Linked DNA regions of Mus musculus: region 1 is linked to region 2. Evidence: chromatin loops called from intact Hi-C (ENCODE). Cell type or tissue: gastrocnemius. All regions are shown on one strand. Each heading gives the region's core, and the rest is flanking DNA. Links, peaks and the distances in the headings are about the cores only. Region 1 overlaps 3110009E18Rik (RIKEN cDNA 3110009E18 gene). Region 2 overlaps Gm41938 (a long non-coding RNA gene).

Region 1 (8,600 bases), core at 209-8,208, 49 kb before region 2:
TGACCTGAGAAGTCCCTGAAACTACTGAAAGAACCTTTCCCGGGGCTGGGCAGAAGGCTCAGCCAGAAGAGCGCCTGCTGCATAAGCACCACAGGAAATGTCAGAGAACCATGGCCTGCTTGTGTGGTCCCAGCACTGGGGGAGGGTGGATCCAGAAGGGCCTCGGAGGCAGCCAATCATCCTAGCCCAATAAATGAGCTTCAGGTGCAGTGAGAGACCTTTCTCAAAAAGAAAGAAAGAAAGAAAGAAAGAAAGAAAGAAAGAAAGAAAGCAAGCAAGCAAGCAGAGAGTGATCAAGGAAAGACATAGACTTCAGGCCTCCCCAAGAATGTGTGCTCACCTAGTGTGCAGCTGAACACACACAAGCATATACCCACACCAACAAGCACAGTTTCACACACACACCACCATACACATGAATGTGTGCTCACCTAGTGTGCAGCTGAACACACACATGCATATAACCATACCAACAAACACACAGTCACACACACACCACCACCACCACCACCACCACCACCATACACAGGAATGTGCATCTGAACACATGTGCATCACCCATACTAACAAGTACACAGTTACACACGAAATAATAAATGAACACTAGAAAGTATATATGTTGCTATTTGCTTGTACTTACATAGGGGTGCTCTGCTCAAATGGGGACAAGAGAAGAGAATTTCCATTGTCTTCCAATAGCAGGAACGCATTAGGGTAACAGGGGGATTCTCTGCTGAGTTAAGGAACTGAGGGGTAGCTCTCTGACTAGAGACTGCACAGAAATAACTTCCAGGCAATGGGAGCTGGGGACTGGGCATGGCTTAGTCGGTGGTCTGCTTGCCTAACACGAGTGAAGCTCTTGGTTTGATGTCTAACACGACACAGACCAAGAGGAGTGGTCTAGGCCTGTACTTCAAACAGTTGGGAGGTGAAGGCAGGAGGGTTAGGGGGTCAAGGTCATCTGATTACATAGTCAGTTTGAGAACAGACTGGGATCAGTGAGAACACATCTCACATAGACACACAGACACACAAACACACACACACACAGAGAGAGAGAGAGAGAGAGAGAGAGAGAGAGAACAGCTGAGAGGGGAAAGCATACTTTACACGGACAACACATCACACTGCTTCGGGGTCCACACTAACAAGCACAGAGCACGTGCAAAGCAGATGCCCTCATAGGATGTGAGGAGAGTGACTGGATCTCCGTGATCTTCGCCCTAAGAAGCCGCAACGCCACAAGCACATGAAGACCACCCAGCCAGCTCTAACCCAGTAGCTCCCAACCTTTGTAAAGGCTTCCATCCTTTAAGATAGTGCCTCATGCTTTGGTGACTCCCAACCATACAGTTATTTTCATTGTCACTTCATAACTTAATTTTGCTGCTGTTATGAATCCTAATGTAAATATCTGATATGCAGAATATCGGAGATGTGACCTCAAAAGGTCATGGCCCACAGGCTGAGAACTGCTGCTCTAGTCAAAGGGAACCCTCCCATCCACCAGCCAGTCCTCAGAGCTGCCAGAAGCATTTGAAGACAGAGTAACCATCATGGCCAAGAGGAGCCTTAGGACAACTATGGATCTACAGGAAGGCAGGCCAGCTGCTATACATGCCTGCCACACAACTGGATGACCTGAGTTTGATCCCTAGAACTCACGGATAATCTGAAGAAAAGAAATGATTCCATAAATTTGCCCTCTGACCCCACACAGGCCTGCCTCTCCCTTCCCCCCCCCCCCACACACATGCGCGCGAGAGAGGAAACTGGGGGCTATTAAATGCAAAGAAATATGTAAAGATAAAAATGAAATACTAGGGCCTATAGAGATGGTTCAGTCAGCAAAGTCCTTGCCATATACGTATGAGCACCCAAGTTCAATATCCAGCATCCCTGTAAAAGAAGGAGGGTGAGCCAGCACAGGGGAAGAGCCAGGGGGATCCCTGGGGTACTGGTGAGCTAGCCTAGCCTGGCCACTGAGCTCTAAGCCAACCAAGGAGAAAGCCTATCTCAAACAAACAAAGCAAAAAGAGGGTAGAGAGCTGGAGGGCTGGCTCAGTGTGGTTAAGTACACACACTGCTCTTGCAGAGGACCAAGCTTCAGTTCTCAGCACCTGCATTAGGTGGTTTGTAACTGCCTGTAATCCCAGTTGCAGAGATCCAACACCCTCCGGTCTCCATGGGCAACTGCTGCACAAAATGGACATAAACACACGTACATATAATAAAACAAGACCAAGGTGGCTATCCAAGGGCGACCTCTGACTGCCACATGCCCATATACATACATGAACACATACCATCTTGGACATGCACACACATACCAAATACAGGAAAAGGAAAAAACTTAGGATAGTGAGGTTGCAGCGCCCCCTCAGGCTGCCTCACAAAGCAGCATCACCAGGAGTAATAGGATGTGAAGTAACTCAGAACTCAAAAGCTGGACAAGCCATTCATCACAAAGAATGACCTAGCACTCACAAGTAGGATTTGATATCTTAAAAATACCAAATGCTTCCAAATCAAAGAACATGTAAAATCTCACCTCATCGATACGATATTTTCTGCACTCTTGATTCTATTACAGAAAACTGGTCATTTATAGAAGGAAATGTATCATGGTATTTCTATAATAAAAATATATGATTAAGTGCATAGGAGGCTGAGGCAGGACCACCAGGTTGTGGTCTGAATATATGTGAACACTTGGTCCCCAGCTGGCTATAAGACCTTTAGGAGGTGGGGCTGCTAGAGAAAGCGGGCCACTAGGAGTAGACCTCAACAGCAAGCACTCATGTGCTGAGCCATCTCATTGGCCTGACCTTCCGAGTCAGGTCCCTCCCTCATTAGTCTGGAACCCATGAGGCAGGCTATGCTGGCTGGCCAGAGAGCCCCAGGAATCCTCCATCCTCTGCCTCCTCCACCCTGAGATTACAAATGTACACTACCATGTCCGGCTTCTTCGCCTGAGTGCTGGGGGCTGATCTCAGATTGTCAGCTTGCACACCAAGTCCCTTAGCAACTGAACCATCGTTGCTACTAAATTCCAGCCCCGTATTCTTAATTTCTTTGTTCTTCCTTTCTTCACTTTTATAATGGGGTTACTACCAATCCTGCTCAAATGGAGGCTAAAAGGGAGAGAGGAGACAATCTGGCCAAGATTCTTAACCCAGCCCCTGACCTACAGGTGAGGCTAGCCCGTGTTATTACTATCCCAAAATTCTTCAATATCAAACTAGATGACCCTTTGTATGAATTGGTGGAGCCAGATAATTGCATTTATGAATTTTATGTGCTCATGTGCATGCCAACCTGCTTGTGCTCACACATGCAAATGTGTGTACCACAGTGTATACAAATAAGTTGCAAATATGTGGCCCCACCAGCCAGAGTTCTTCAGAACCTTAAACCAGATGACAGTTTTGGACACAGAGCCCACAATTCAAAAGAGTCCATACCCTAAAGCTCTCTTGTTTTTCAATTGTCTGTTTGTTTTTGACACCAAGTCTCTGTGACACAAACTCCCTAAGTAGCTGAGGATGACCTTGAACTCCTGATTCTCCTGCCCCGACCTCCTGAGTGCTGGGATTACAGATGTGCACCACCTCCTGAGTGCTGGCATTACAGATGTGCACCATGCCCCACCTCCTGAGTGCTGGCATTACAGATATGCACCACCTCCTGAGTGCTGGCATTACAGATGTGCACCACCTCCTGAGTGCTGGCATTACAGATGTGCACGATCCTGCTCAACTCAAACAGTGTTTAAGATGGACCCCAGGACTCGGCACATGGGTCAGCACTCTACCAGCTGAGTAACATCCTCAACACCCCCAAAGTTGACTTTCATAGCTACACTTGCCCCACATACCCAATAGAAACAGGCAGTAGTGGAAGGCCAAGCAGGCAGGCCTGAGCATGCAGCTCTTACAGGCACCACTGTTCTACAGAGGACAGCGGTGACCAATGGTTACTGTGAATGAATCATTCTGTGGTAAATGGGAAGCAAAGAACAGTATGGTCGGGGAAATCACAACTTCCTGTGCCACCAGAGCAACTTGATTCACATCTTGTTCCTAAGGACTTTAAGAGGCACCCATTCTGCCATACCAAGAATATCACGGCCCTTGCTGCATTGATACCAAGAAATACTATGACCCTCTAACGTGAACATTTGAAAACACAGGCTGGTGAGATGGCTTAGCAGCAGGTAAAAGCACCCGCCACTGAGCCTGACACGAGTGCTTAATTTCTAGGACCCACGTGGTAGAAGAGAAGAACTGACTTCACACACACACACACACACACACACACACAGAGAGAGAGAGAGAGAGAGAGAGAAAGAGAAAGAGAGAGAGAATAAATAAAATGCTATAAAATATTAAGATAACTTGAAAATACCTCTGTAGAAATCTGTTTGTAGTTCAAAATCCTAATACACTTTTGTAATGACTTTACAAAAGCAGGCCACTCTATAACTGGCACCAGGGGTGACCAGAATATGCCACCCCAATATATGTCTACCTTGCACAAAGATTATTTAGAAATAAAAGCTCTAGTGCTCTGGACCCTCCCTGTTCGACTAAAACAAAGCCTCTTGCCCCTACCCCACAAGACCACAGAACAACCTTGAAGACTGCTGTGCCACCAATCAACCTGCAGGGGGCATCAGAGTGAGCCACATTGCAAAGCTTCAGCAACCAGACCTCTGCTTCCCTTGTTCAAAAGCTTCCAGGCCTTAGGTAAGGGTCTGAAGACCCCTTCCTTGTCTGGGAGCTTCTCTGAGAAGTTTTCACACCCTAGGTATCCAATATATATGGCATGCACTTAGCAATAAACTGCTGGTTTTTCTCTTGTTCACCTGCCCTTTCATCTGAGAACTTACAAGGCTGGAACTGGGGAGATGGCTTGGTGAGTAAAGCACTTGCTTGCCCTTGCCATGTAAGTGTGAATCCCCAGTGCCCACATGAAGCCTGGCATGGCTCTGCACGGCTGTAATCCCAGAGCTACAAGCAGGTGAGAGGCAGAGACAAGAAAATAACTGGGAGCTCACAGGACAGTTACAGAGCAGGAAACACAAGACACCCTGTCTCAAACGAGATGAAACTGGCATGGGGTTGTCCTCTGACCGCCACATGTGCTCTGTGATACATGACTGTGTGTGTGTGTGTGTGTGTGTGTGTGTGGCATGTGCTCGTATGTGTGTACACACATCATACCTACACAGATTGTTTTTAAGACCTTAAAAGGAAGGAAAAGTTACTCTTAGTATCAAATATCAAAATACCCCTAATAATTAAGAACACAGCAAGAAATAGTCAGTCTGTGACGATGCACACCTTTAATCCCAGCACTTGAGAAGCAAAAGCAGGAGGATCTCTGAGTCTCAGGCCAGCCTGGTCTACAGAGTGAGTTCCAGAACAGCCAGAGCAACACAGAGAAACCCTGTCTCTAAAAACAAACAAACAAACAAACAAACAAACAAAGAAGATGGCAACAGAATTTTGTATTTTGTGTAAGCCAGAAGTTACTTTATGAATGATCATGGTCTTTAAAATGTTTTAAATAACCAAACAAGCAAAGGAAACCAGTTGCCAAACCAAGCCCATTTATTTACCACTAAAAAAGAGAGCCCTGGGAATTAAGGAGGAGAAACTGGAGCAAGGTAACAATTTACTCACAGCTGGAGAAATGGCTAGGCAGTTAAGAACACATGATGGCCTTGCAGCTCCCAGGACCTGAATGGCAGCTCACAACTGTCCACCACCCCAATTCCAGAGAATTGGTGCCCTCTTCTGGCCTGTACTATCACTACATGCATGTGGTAAAAATACAGACATACAGTAAAATAAATAAATCTTTTAAAAACTATTTATTTGGGGCTAGAGAGATGGCTCAATGGTTAAGAGCACTGACTGCTCTTCCAGAGGTCCTGAGTTCAATTCCCAGCAACCACATGGTGGCTCACAACCATCTGTAATGGGATCAGATGCTCTCTTCTGGTGCATCTGAAGACAGCTACAGTGTACTCCTGTACATAAAATAAAATAATTCCTTAAAAAAAAACTATTTACTCTCAATAAATAGACCCCTTTGAGTTCTGAAAAAAACAAAACAAAACAAAAAAAAACCAAAAAACTATTTACTCAAGATGTCCATACAACCAGGATGATAGCAGGCTGACATCTTAGAAAAAGACATCAACTTTTTAGATGGCATTTTATTGAGGTATTGTGTATCAGTGTAGATGAATGTGCCATAGCACACTTTCAGTGGCCAGAGCACAGCCTGTGGGAGTTGGCTCCCTCCCTGTACCACATGGCTCCTCAGGTCAAACAGAGGCCTCAGGCTTGCTGTCAAGTGCTTTTCTATGCTAAGCTATCTCCCTGGCCTGAAAAATACACCTTAACCCAATGTAAGCCAGGCAAGGGCAAAGAAGGGCTGAGGTAAGCAAGGCATGGGTGACCAGACACTCCTGTGCCCCTTTCCCATGGAATGAAATGGACCGGGTTGTGAAATCTGCAGTCAGTACACGTGTAACCATAACATCATGGTCTTCATTGCAACAGATATGTCATCTATAGAACAGATATGTCATCTAAAGAACAGAATATGTCATGCTCAAGAAGGCCTAATCAAGTTAAAAAAAAAGAGTAGAGAAAAATCATAATCATTTTAGTAACTTTTAAAAATTGTTTATGTGTATGTGTGTGCACCTCCTTGGCTGTGTAAACACAACGTGCCTGCAGTACCCACAGAGGCCAAAACAGAGCCTCCATCTCCTGGCACTGTAGTCGCTCTGTTCCAATGTGGGGGAAAAGAAACCCAGGTCCTCACAAGAGCAGCAAGCACCCTTAACCACTGAGCCGCTATCCAGCTCCTTAAGCAACTTCATGTTTTGTGTTAGGTTCATTTTTCCACCATCCTGGGGCACACGTGGCCCGCAGGCCACAGGTTAGATACAGCCGCTTGAAACCTGGAAAATCCCTAGCCACTCTGACCTTAACATCATTTGGCTTTGAAGAGAGAAGAAAGATTGGGTAAGTTTCCTGCAAGCCATTACCTCCCAAGTACACATGAGTGACTGACATGTCTACACAATCTGACCCAAAGTCAGGGAGGCAAAGGGACATAGACAACATGAGTGGAGATCTGTCACCTTGTTTGAGTCACCCAACAGACACCTACACAGACCCAAGAGAAAGGTGAGAGCTTCAAACAAAAGTGGCTTCCAAGTCCCTAAAAAGTAACCTTGGTGATCTTCGTCACTATGACACACTCAGCTTGCACATGCACGTGCACATACACACACAAACACAAACTAGAGCACATACACAAATGCACACACACACACACACACAGTTGAAGATGACTTCGTGGTTAAAACCCTTGCCACGTAAGTATGAGTACCAGAGTACGATCCCAAGAATCCAGTGAGTGGGCACAGAGGCTGCTTATAATTCCATCCTCAGAAGGCAGAGACGGGGGGTCCCTAGAGGCAGTTGGCTAACAAAATCAGCCATGTCAGTGAGTTCACACATGCACACACGTACACATAGCATGCATGCACGCACAAAAATGGAAAAAATAAGTAAATAAACAGTAAACATATATATAACATCACTAGGCTTCCAATTCATGGAACTATATATTAAAAACTGTGCTGTGTACTCTATATCGATTTACTTGACTTAAAAGAGTAAAAGCATATGCAGGATGCTGTATCAGATGCCTTGGGATGCTTCAGTAATGAAGAGCAATAAGGCCCTCTCAGTATGAGGGCCGTACGTTCGGGATGATAAACTAGCACCACCAGATTTTCATTCCTGGGCCAGGGAGATGCTCAGCTGGTAAAAGTGCCTGCTGTCCAGCCTGATGACCTGAGTTTGATCCCTGGGGGAGAACTGGATCCTGCCAGTTATTCTTATTTCTACATGCACTCTGTGACATAAGCACCCCTACACACACATACACACACACACACACACACACACACACACACACACACCATGTATACACACACACACACTAAATATATATGGAAAATGCAAAGAATGTCCCATCTCTGAGACCACAGAGATCAGAGCCCTCCTGATTTCTTCAGCTCCCTGCTCCCACAGCCACACGCCCTGCCAAGACTCCCAAGGGCTAGTAAGAAGAGAGTGTCACTCCCTTGCCATTCAGTCTCCAAAGATACAGACTTGCTGCAGGTAAATGTGTGTGTGTACATGTTTATGTACGCACATGTGTGCGGAGACCAGAGGTCAGTGGTGATGCCTTCCTCCATCTCTCGCCACTTTACCTTTAAGACAGGCTCTCCCACTGAGCCTGGAGCTCAGCAACTCTGCCACACAGGTTAAGGAGCAGAAGCACTACATCCCGAGTGTGTGTATTCTGACATGAGTGAGGCCTGGCAACGACTCTAAGACCGATTAGACAGCAGTAAGCTGGCAAAGCCATTACCCATTTGGGCCAGGCTCAAGAGGGATGGCAGAGCCTGGGCATCTGAGTATGGGTATAGATGGTTAATCAGTATGTGCAAAGACTAGCAACTATACTTTCCTCCTCCCAGAAGCTTGTAGCCTGGAACTGCT
Region 2 (8,600 bases), core at 123-8,122:
ACCTTTATGAAAGATTAACCTACCTTTATGGAAGATGTCACTTGTATCTTAAAAGTGTTGTGATGTAGTCGTATCTTAAGCTTTGTGGCCATGGGATTGAGTTAATTATCACCAGCAAACATTTTTCCCCCAAGTTGTGCTGTGCCTAAATATGCCTAAAAATAAACAACCTGGAATTAGACGCTTGAGGTTTGAACCAACACTGACCACAGAGCCCTGTTGAACCAAATTTCCTTCTAACTTCTCTCAGATGGACACCACTGGCCGTGATGTTAACAGAGACACCTACCCCATGGTACTCCATCTCAAAAAATCCACAGCAGAGTACGCCGATGGCACATCTCAACAATAGACAGCAAGTGTAGCATGGAGAGATAGAGAGAGGCAGACAGAAAATTAAGGGGGAAATACCCTAAGTAAAGTTCAAAATGTCCTTCTCCATCCAGACGTGGCTCAAGGTTCAACTCAGCAAGCTCCCCTGGAGGGGGGCAGTGAACCTTCACGAGACTGTGAGCGGCTTCCAGCGCGGAGCTGGTGCCATGAAGATTCCTTATGGAGATCTCGTCTCCCAACAGCTTTTTAACTGCAATCGCTAGCAACCTCCAGCTCTATAGTCGTGGAAATCCAGGAGGCCTTGGATCTGGAGCTAATGGTCACTCCGCTGGTTACTCAGCCGCCACAGCAGTCTGCCTTGCTGTGGCTCCTGAGGCAACTGGGCCTGCAGGGCACCAGGTCCTCCCCTTTCCTGGTTAGGAAGCCTTCAGGCCTGACTTTCTGGCTCCAGGACAGCCTTCTGACCACATGACGATGCTTCTCTCTGGGTGTGGGAAGGGACCGTTCTGTGCAACTGAGAAGTCAGTGGCTCTAGGCTACCACTTCGGTGGCCTCAGTCAGTTGCCTTTGTGTACTGAGCATTTGATAGGGCTTTCGTGCATCGTCTTACTTTTGTCTTTGCGGGTCACCCCCACGGTCCTTTGGCATGGAAAGTTCATCTCCTTACAGTGAACTTGCTCTTGGGGAGCACATTGCAAGATGTGGCACAGATGCCTGAGGAAACAAGTATTAAACTGTATGCACACTATTCTTTCCTTTATATACATGCCTGTGGTTTAATGTATGAAATATACACATCAAAATTAGCAATAACTAACAAAATAAGAAGGTATAGCCATATACTGGTTAGCTAAAAATTGTAAGTTGCTTACTTGTGGAGTTTTCCACCCCAGCCCTACCCTGTGGTGCGCAGGGCCAGGGGATAGAGGTTGGTCTGGTCTCTCTCTTCGTTATATTTCGAGACAGGGTCTCTCTGTAAATCTGGAATTTACCTTTTCCCACTCAACTAGCTGGTCAGTGGTCCCAGAATCTACCTGTCTGCTTCTGAGCCCTGCCACACGCCACTTTTCATGGGTATTCTGGTGCTGAGGCGGCAAACAGCTTCCCAACTGAGCCACCGTCCCTTTTAAAAGGTTTCAAATCCTCTGCTTGTTTGGTGTGTGTGTGCATACATGTGCATTTGTGTGTCCGTGCAGGTCTGGGTACACTTTGGCCACATGAAGGAGTCCGAAGAACCCGAGCCCATGGCCACCTTTCACCTTGTTTTGGGACAGTGTTTCTTTTGTTCCTTCTCTACTGTGTCTGCCAGGCTAGGTAGCCCTTAGGCTTCTGGAGACTCTGAGGCCTCTGCCTTTAATCTCTCTGTGGGAGTGCGCAGATTATAGGCACACAACCCTGGCTTTTGTGACCCTTCTAGGGTCAATCTCAGGTCTCCAGTAAGCATTTTTACTGACTACCCATCTCCCCTGCAGTAAGAGAGGCACTGCACTGAGCTGGCCTCTCCACACTTTTTTTCTGTATTTGAGACGGTCTCAATAACTTAGCCTAAACTGGCCTCGAACACAGGACCTTCCTGTCTCAGCCTCCCCAGTAGCTGGATTCCAGGTACACACCCCCAATGCCTCACAGTACTTTTGGACTTGTTTATCAAAGGTCATGGAACTACAGAAAGCAAAACACAGTTGAAGGGGGTGCTGAGGGTATGGGAGATTGCAGTGTTCATTATCCAAATAAGGAGATTATGGCTTAGGTGATTGTCTTAGTCAGGGTTTCTATTCCTGCACAAACATCATGACCAAGAAGCAGTTGGGGAGGAAGGGTTTATTCAGCTTACATTTCCATACTGCTGTTCATCACCAAGGAAGTCAGGACTGGAAGTCAGGACTGGAAGTCAGGACTGGAAGTCAGGACTAGAACTCAAGCAGGTCAGGAAGCAGGAGCTGATGCAGATGCCATGGAGCAATGTTCTTTACTGACTTGCCTCCACTGGCTTGCTCAGCCTGCTCTCTTATACAACCCAAGGCTATCAGCCCAGAGATGGTCCCACCCACAGGGGCCTTTCCCCCTTGATCACTAATTGAGAAAATGCCTTACAGTTGGATCTCATGGAGGCACTTCCTCAACTGAAGCTCCTTTCTCTGTGATAACTCCAGCTGTGTCAAGTTGACACAAAACTAGCCAGTACAATTGATCCCTTGTCAACTTGACATACAAACATGTCACTGGTAAGCCTCAACTCTTAGTTTCTTATTCATCCCCAAGATCTAAATAACTTTTAAAGTTCCACAGTCTTTACAAATTCTTAAGATTTCAATCTCAAGATACAACTTGCCAAACGCATGAAATTCAAGAAGAACGAAGACCAAAGTGTGGACACTTTACCCTTTCTTAGAAATGGGAACAAAACACCCATAAAAGGAGTTACAGAGACAAAATTTGGAGCTGTGACGAAAGGATGGACCATCTAGTGATTGCCATATGCAGGGATCCATCCCATAATCAGCTTCCAAATGCTGACACCATTGCATACACTAGCAAGATTTTGCTGAAAGGACCCAGATATAGCTCCCTCTTGTGAGACTATGCCAGGGCCTAGCAAACACAGAAGTGGATGATCACAGTCAGCTATTGGATGGGTCACACGGCCCCTAATGGAGGAGCTAGAGAAATTAGCCAAGGAGCTAAAGGGAACTGCAACCCTATAGGTGGAACAACAATATGAACTAACCAGTACCCGGGAGCTCTTGTCTTTAGCTGCATATGTATCAAAAGATGGCCTAGTCGGCCATCACTGCAAAGAGAGGCCCATTGGACTTGCAAACTTTATATGCCCCAGTACAGGGGAAAGCCAGGGCCAAAAAGGGGGAGTGGGTGGGTAGGGGATTGCGGGGGTGGGTATGGGGGACCTTTGGGATAGCATTGAAAATGTAAACGAGGAAAATACCTAAAAAAAAAAAAAAAAGATTTCAATCTCTCTTAAGATCCAAAGTCTTTATAATTAAAAGTCTCTTAACTGTGGGCTTCACTAAAAACTTCCTTCAAGAGGGAAATATATCAGGGCACAGTCACAATCAAAAGCTAAAATCAATCTCCAACCATCCAATGTCTGGGATCCAACTCATGATCTTCTGGGCTCCTCCAAGGGCTTGGGTCACTTCTCCAGCCATGCCCTTTGTAGCACACACATTGTCTTCTAGGCTCCAGTCACCTGTACTCCACTACTGCTGCTCTTGGTGGTCATCTCGTGGTACTGGCATGTCCAAAACACTGCATGACCCCTTCAGTCAGTCCTGAGCCATCAATTGCAACTGAGGCTGCACCTTCACCAATGGCCTTCCATGGCCTCTCACAGTGTCGAGCCTCAGCTGCTCTGTGTGACCCCTTCATGCCTTCAAAACCAGTACCACCTTGGTAACTCTTACACATTATTAAGTCCATCCACAACACAAGGTACAACCTTGGCTATCTCTGGAACACAGCCTCCGTGCTCTCAGAAAACACTTCCCAGAAGATGTCACCTCAATGATGCTGGTCTCTTCTTAATCACTGCTAATTTCTTAGCTCCAGCTAACCAGCATCAATAGTCACAGTAATGCAAAGGTTTTACTTTAGTAGTTCTGGTATCTTGTTAATCACAGCTGATTCTTCAGCCCCAGATAACCAGAACCACAGAATCTTCACAATCCAAAATAGTGATGGCCCTGAAAAGAGTTTTTAATTTTCCCTCTAAAATTTCACAAGCCAGGCCTCCATCTTCTGCACTGTTCTCAACATTATCTTCCAAGCTCCTACACAACATCCCACAGAGTTCTTAACAGCAAATGGATCTTCTGGTCCAAAGTTCCAAAGTCCTTCCACAGTCCTCCCCAAAACATGGTCAGGTTGTCACAGGAATACTCCACTATGCTGGTACCAATTTGTAGTTCAGGGTTTCTATTCCTGCACAAACATCATGACCAAGAAGCAAGTTGGGGAGGAAAGGGTTTATTTAGCTTACGCTTCCATACTGCTGTTCATCACCAAAGGAAGTCAGGACTGGAACTCAAGCAGGGCAGGAAGCAGGAGCTGATGCAGAGGCCATAGAGGGATGTTCTTTACTGGCTTACCTCCCCCTGGCTTGCTCAGCCTGCTCTCTTATAGAACCAAGACTATCAGCCCAGAGATGGTCCCACCCACAAGGGGCCTTTCCTCCTTGATCACTAATTGAGAATATGCCTTACAGCTGAATCTCATGGAGGTACTCCCTCAACTGAAGCTCCTTTCTCTGTGATAACTCCAGCTGTGTCAAGTTGACACAAAACTAGCCAGTACAGTGATATAAAAGCATTAGAAGGCCCTGCTTGTTCTCTCCTGTCTGTCCCCTCTCTCGACCACCAGCTATCCCTCCGCTCTGCATCTCCACTGAAGCAGGGACAAGAATGACAACTTCTTGTGCTCCTTTGAAAGTCATGGGATCCACTCTGGAGAACAAGCTTGCAAAAGCAGTTCCCCAACCCCACCTGTAGAGGTGCTGGTAAGCACTTTTTTTAAACTTGCTTTTTAAGGTGATTCCCCCGGGGCTGAGGTAGGTTTGTCAGCTACCTGCCTATACCACCTCAACACTCACACACCTGAGAGCAGTCCTACTGGTTCCTCAGGAACATTTACCTGGTGTTCTGAGAAGTCAGCAGACCTTCCCCTTGGGGGCTCTTCTGGGCTTCCACAGTAACTTAGGTCCTGGCCTGGTGCCATAGCGTTCGTTGTGCCTCACCCTGGCAGAACTCCAGAACAATCAAATGTGGGTTGTTCAAACATGTCCTCTCTACACCGAAGTGGTTCCACGATCCAGAAGTCTTGGGACAAGCATCTCAAAGGAACATGGAAAGTGTCACTGAACAGCAAGTCAGGGGTCTTTAGCTGGGCAGTGACCCAAGTCAATGAGACATGGGGCAAACCCTGTCACTTCAGGGAGCCTCAGTTTCTGAGCTGAGGGCTGGAGGATGGGGAAGAGACCAGCAGATAAGCTCAGGGACCCAAGCTCAACTCCTCAGAGCCCATATGAAACTGGGGCAGGAGCTGGAGAGATGGCTCAGTGGTTAAGAGCACTGACTGCTCTTCTGGAGGTCCTGAGTTCAATTCCCAGCAACCACATGGTGGCTCACAACCATCTGTAATAGGATCTGATGCCCTCTTCTGGAGTGTCTGAAGACAGCTACAATGTATTCATATACATAAAATAAATAATTTTAAAAAAAAAGAAAAAGAAAAAGCCCTTGGGCAGTAGCCCACCTCCTCAATCCCAGCGCTCATACAGGAAAATGGGAGCAGAGACCTGAGGATCCCTGGAAGTGCTCAGGCCGGCCAGCCTCCAGTACACGGGGAAAACAAGAGACTCTGTACCCAAAATGGCAAAAGGTTGAGGCTGTCCTCTGACCCCAACTTTTGCGCAAACAAGGAGCCATAGACAAAAGAGATGGCTTAGCAATGAAAAGCACCCACTGGCCTTGCAGAGGACACAAGTGTTCTTCCCAGTACCCATGTCAGATGGCTCACAACCATCTGTAATTCCAGATCCGGGGGTTGGGGGAGTGTGACCGGATGGCTCTGGTCTCGGGGCATCTACACTCACACGTTCATATCCACACACAGACACACACACACACACACCTACACATAATTTTTTAAATAATAAAAAATAAATATTTTTAAGCAGTACTAAGCAGGATATTGTGTCACAAAGGCCACAGAAGGGTGAAGAGAAGGCCACAGGAGTGACTGGGTTACTGAAGTCCAGTTAGAATGATGGCTTAGACAGCCAGATGATTACAGGTGTGGAAATGACAGATGCTGCCCTTGAGAATGAGCCCAGAGAAGTCACCAGGGAGGTAGGCTTTCCCAGAACTTTGCCTTTGGGCTCTGTGTCAGGCATTGTATCTGAAGGGGACAGCGAAAGACTTTGCCTTGCTACTTAGGTCAGTGCACAGCTTAAGCGACTTCCGTGACTTCTCTGTGACGTTTGAGGACGGCGACTGTGTGCAGATAAGAGAGTCGTGGATGACTGCTCACAGAGGATTGCTGTGAGACTTGAAAGGGAGAATCCAGTGAGGGTCGGGTGGAGACATGAGCCACCTGGATCGAAGGTGTGGACCTAGCACAGTGACCAGAGGACATATTGGGGGAGAGAGGCAGGAGTCCAGAGACCACATGAGAGTGGGAACAGCTGAGGGTGGTACAGCTCCAGAGCACCCACAGTGAGAGCATGTGTGAGCAGCCGCTGCTGCTGAGTGCACCGAGAGACAGGATACACTGGACACTAACCTGCAACGTAGAGTTACCTCCAGCTGGTCCCAGGACAGCCGGACAGAACCGTCAGCAGCTGGACGGACACCTGTGAGCTAGGAACAGGTGGATCAGTGTGATTCTCCATGGGTGGGCCTTTGGAGTTGGTTGGACAGCAGCACTGTGATGGTTTAATTGGCAACACCACACAATCTAGAATGGCAAGAGAGTCTCAGTGAGGGATCTGTCTGGATTAGAGCTGGGCCTGTCTGAGGAGGTGTGCGCTGATTATTTTAATTGACCTAGGAGACTTGTCCACTGTTGGTGGTACCAGCCTATAGGCTGGGAGACTGGATTGTCTAAGAGTAGAGAAGTGAGCTGAGCGCCTGCGTGCATGCATTCTTTGTCGCATTCAGCTCTTTCCTGTGCATGCAGTGCGACTAACTGCTTCAAGTTCCTGCTGCCTTGACTTTCCCTCAGTGGTGTAAACTGTAAATTGGAATTATGAGCCAAATAAACTCTTCTCCCATTCGTTGCTTCTGTCAGGTGTTTTATCACAGCAACAGGAAACGTCAGACAAACACCATCACCCCAGCTTGGTGCCATCCCTTCCTGCTGCTTTTCACTCATAATGACTCCCTTTTCCCCACTGTGTGTGTGTGTGTGTGTTGTGTGAGTGTCCACGTGTATGTATATGCATGCTCATGTGGAGGTCAGGGGTCAACCTCTGGTATCTTTCTCAGTCATTCTCCACCTTTTCTGAATCAGGGATTGTCACAGGTTCAGCTGGTTGATGATCCCTGAGGACCCTCCTGTCCCCACGTCTCCAGCACTGGGATTAAGAGCATATACCACCATAACCAGCTTTTGTTAGATGTAAATTTGGGCAACGTAACAGAGGGCGTCATGATTGCATGACCCTGCCAAAAAGTAGTTCTGGGAGGCTGCCCCTCACCATAGCTCAGCGCAGACTCGGGAATACCACAGGTCCTCAGAGGGAAGAAGGGAGGAGGGAGAAAGAACAAACAGGATTTTTTTTCAAAGTCCATGGTCAACAGAATAGTAGTCTCCCTAAAGATGTTTCTGTTCTCATCCCCAGACTAAGAATGCAGATGGAAATAAAGCTATTAATTGACTAAGTTTTTATAGTCCAGAAGGGCCAGTTATAGTCACAGGGTGTGGAAGTAGCAAAGTAAAAAAACCAGTGTGGAAGGACCAATATGAGAACAACTCAGTCAGCTGCAGCTGTCGCTGAAGACAGAAGTCACAAGACAAAGCTCATGGAAGCTCCTGGAGACATCAAAGAAACCATCCTCCTGGAGATGCCGGGAGGAAATAATCCTGTTATCCTAGACATTCGCCCACTGGGACCCATGCAAACTTCCAACCTGCGGAAGTGGTGGTGCATCTGTGCAGTCCCAACTTCGTGGGAGGTGAAGGCAGGAGGATCAGAATTTCAAGGTTGTCCTTGGTTACATAGTGAGTTCAAGGTCAGCCTGAGCTACATGAGAACCTGTCTCAAAAAGGCGGAGAGCCTTAGTTATCTACCCCTGCCTACCTGAAGTCCCCTAAGATTAGTATATTAAAATACCAATGTTTCCTTGTCTACGTGGTTCTAGAATTGGTCCCTGTCTTGGCTAGGGGCTCATGTCGCTGCAGTTAGGTGATGGCCCAGGTTTGAACCATGCCCAAGTTTCACTGAACTTCCCATATCCAAGTCCACTAGGTAATGGGTGACTCTAGCAGTAGCCAGACACCTACCCATGTCCCTTCATATGACATAAGCTTTCTCACAGCATGGTGGCTGAATTCCCATGCAGTATGCTCAGAGATCCAGGCAACACCTCTGTGTGTGGAGTGTGGATGCATGTGCATGTGAATGTTCACGTCTGCTTGTGTGCACATGTATATAGAGGCCAGCAGCCAACTTCAGGTGTCCTTCTTCAGGCCACTGTCCACCTTGTATTTTGAGACAGAGTCTCTCACTGGCCTGGAACACAGTGATTCAG

Evidence for each region. Peaks named below come from ENCODE experiments on the same cell type or tissue, not always from the same donor. Only the 100,000 strongest peaks of a DNase experiment are listed, where the experiment ranks them.
Region 1: it touches region 2 in a loop (4-fold over the local background); 23 of 42 quality-filtered maps call a loop at or near these places.

Annotation. Positions count from the first base shown.
Region 1 is chr1:120,151,607-120,160,206 of GRCm38, reverse strand. All of the region lies in intron 2 of 3110009E18Rik (RIKEN cDNA 3110009E18 gene), which reads right to left. Among named protein-coding and RNA genes, the nearest start is that of 3110009E18Rik, 35 kb to the right of the region's middle. In gastrocnemius, for the core only: CTCF peaks have their summits at 4,668 (motif pointing right) and 5,795 (motif pointing left); DNase peaks (open chromatin) are centred at 4,663 and 5,793.
Region 2 is chr1:120,102,128-120,110,727 of GRCm38, reverse strand. Gm41938 (a long non-coding RNA gene) reads right to left here. Exons shown (of 3, transcript XR_878466.1): 2 at 6,631-6,804; 3 at 4,987-5,179. Among named protein-coding and RNA genes, the nearest start is that of Dbi, 15 kb to the left of the region's middle. In gastrocnemius, for the core only: no CTCF peak of the experiment used is centred there; a DNase peak (open chromatin) is centred at 5,097.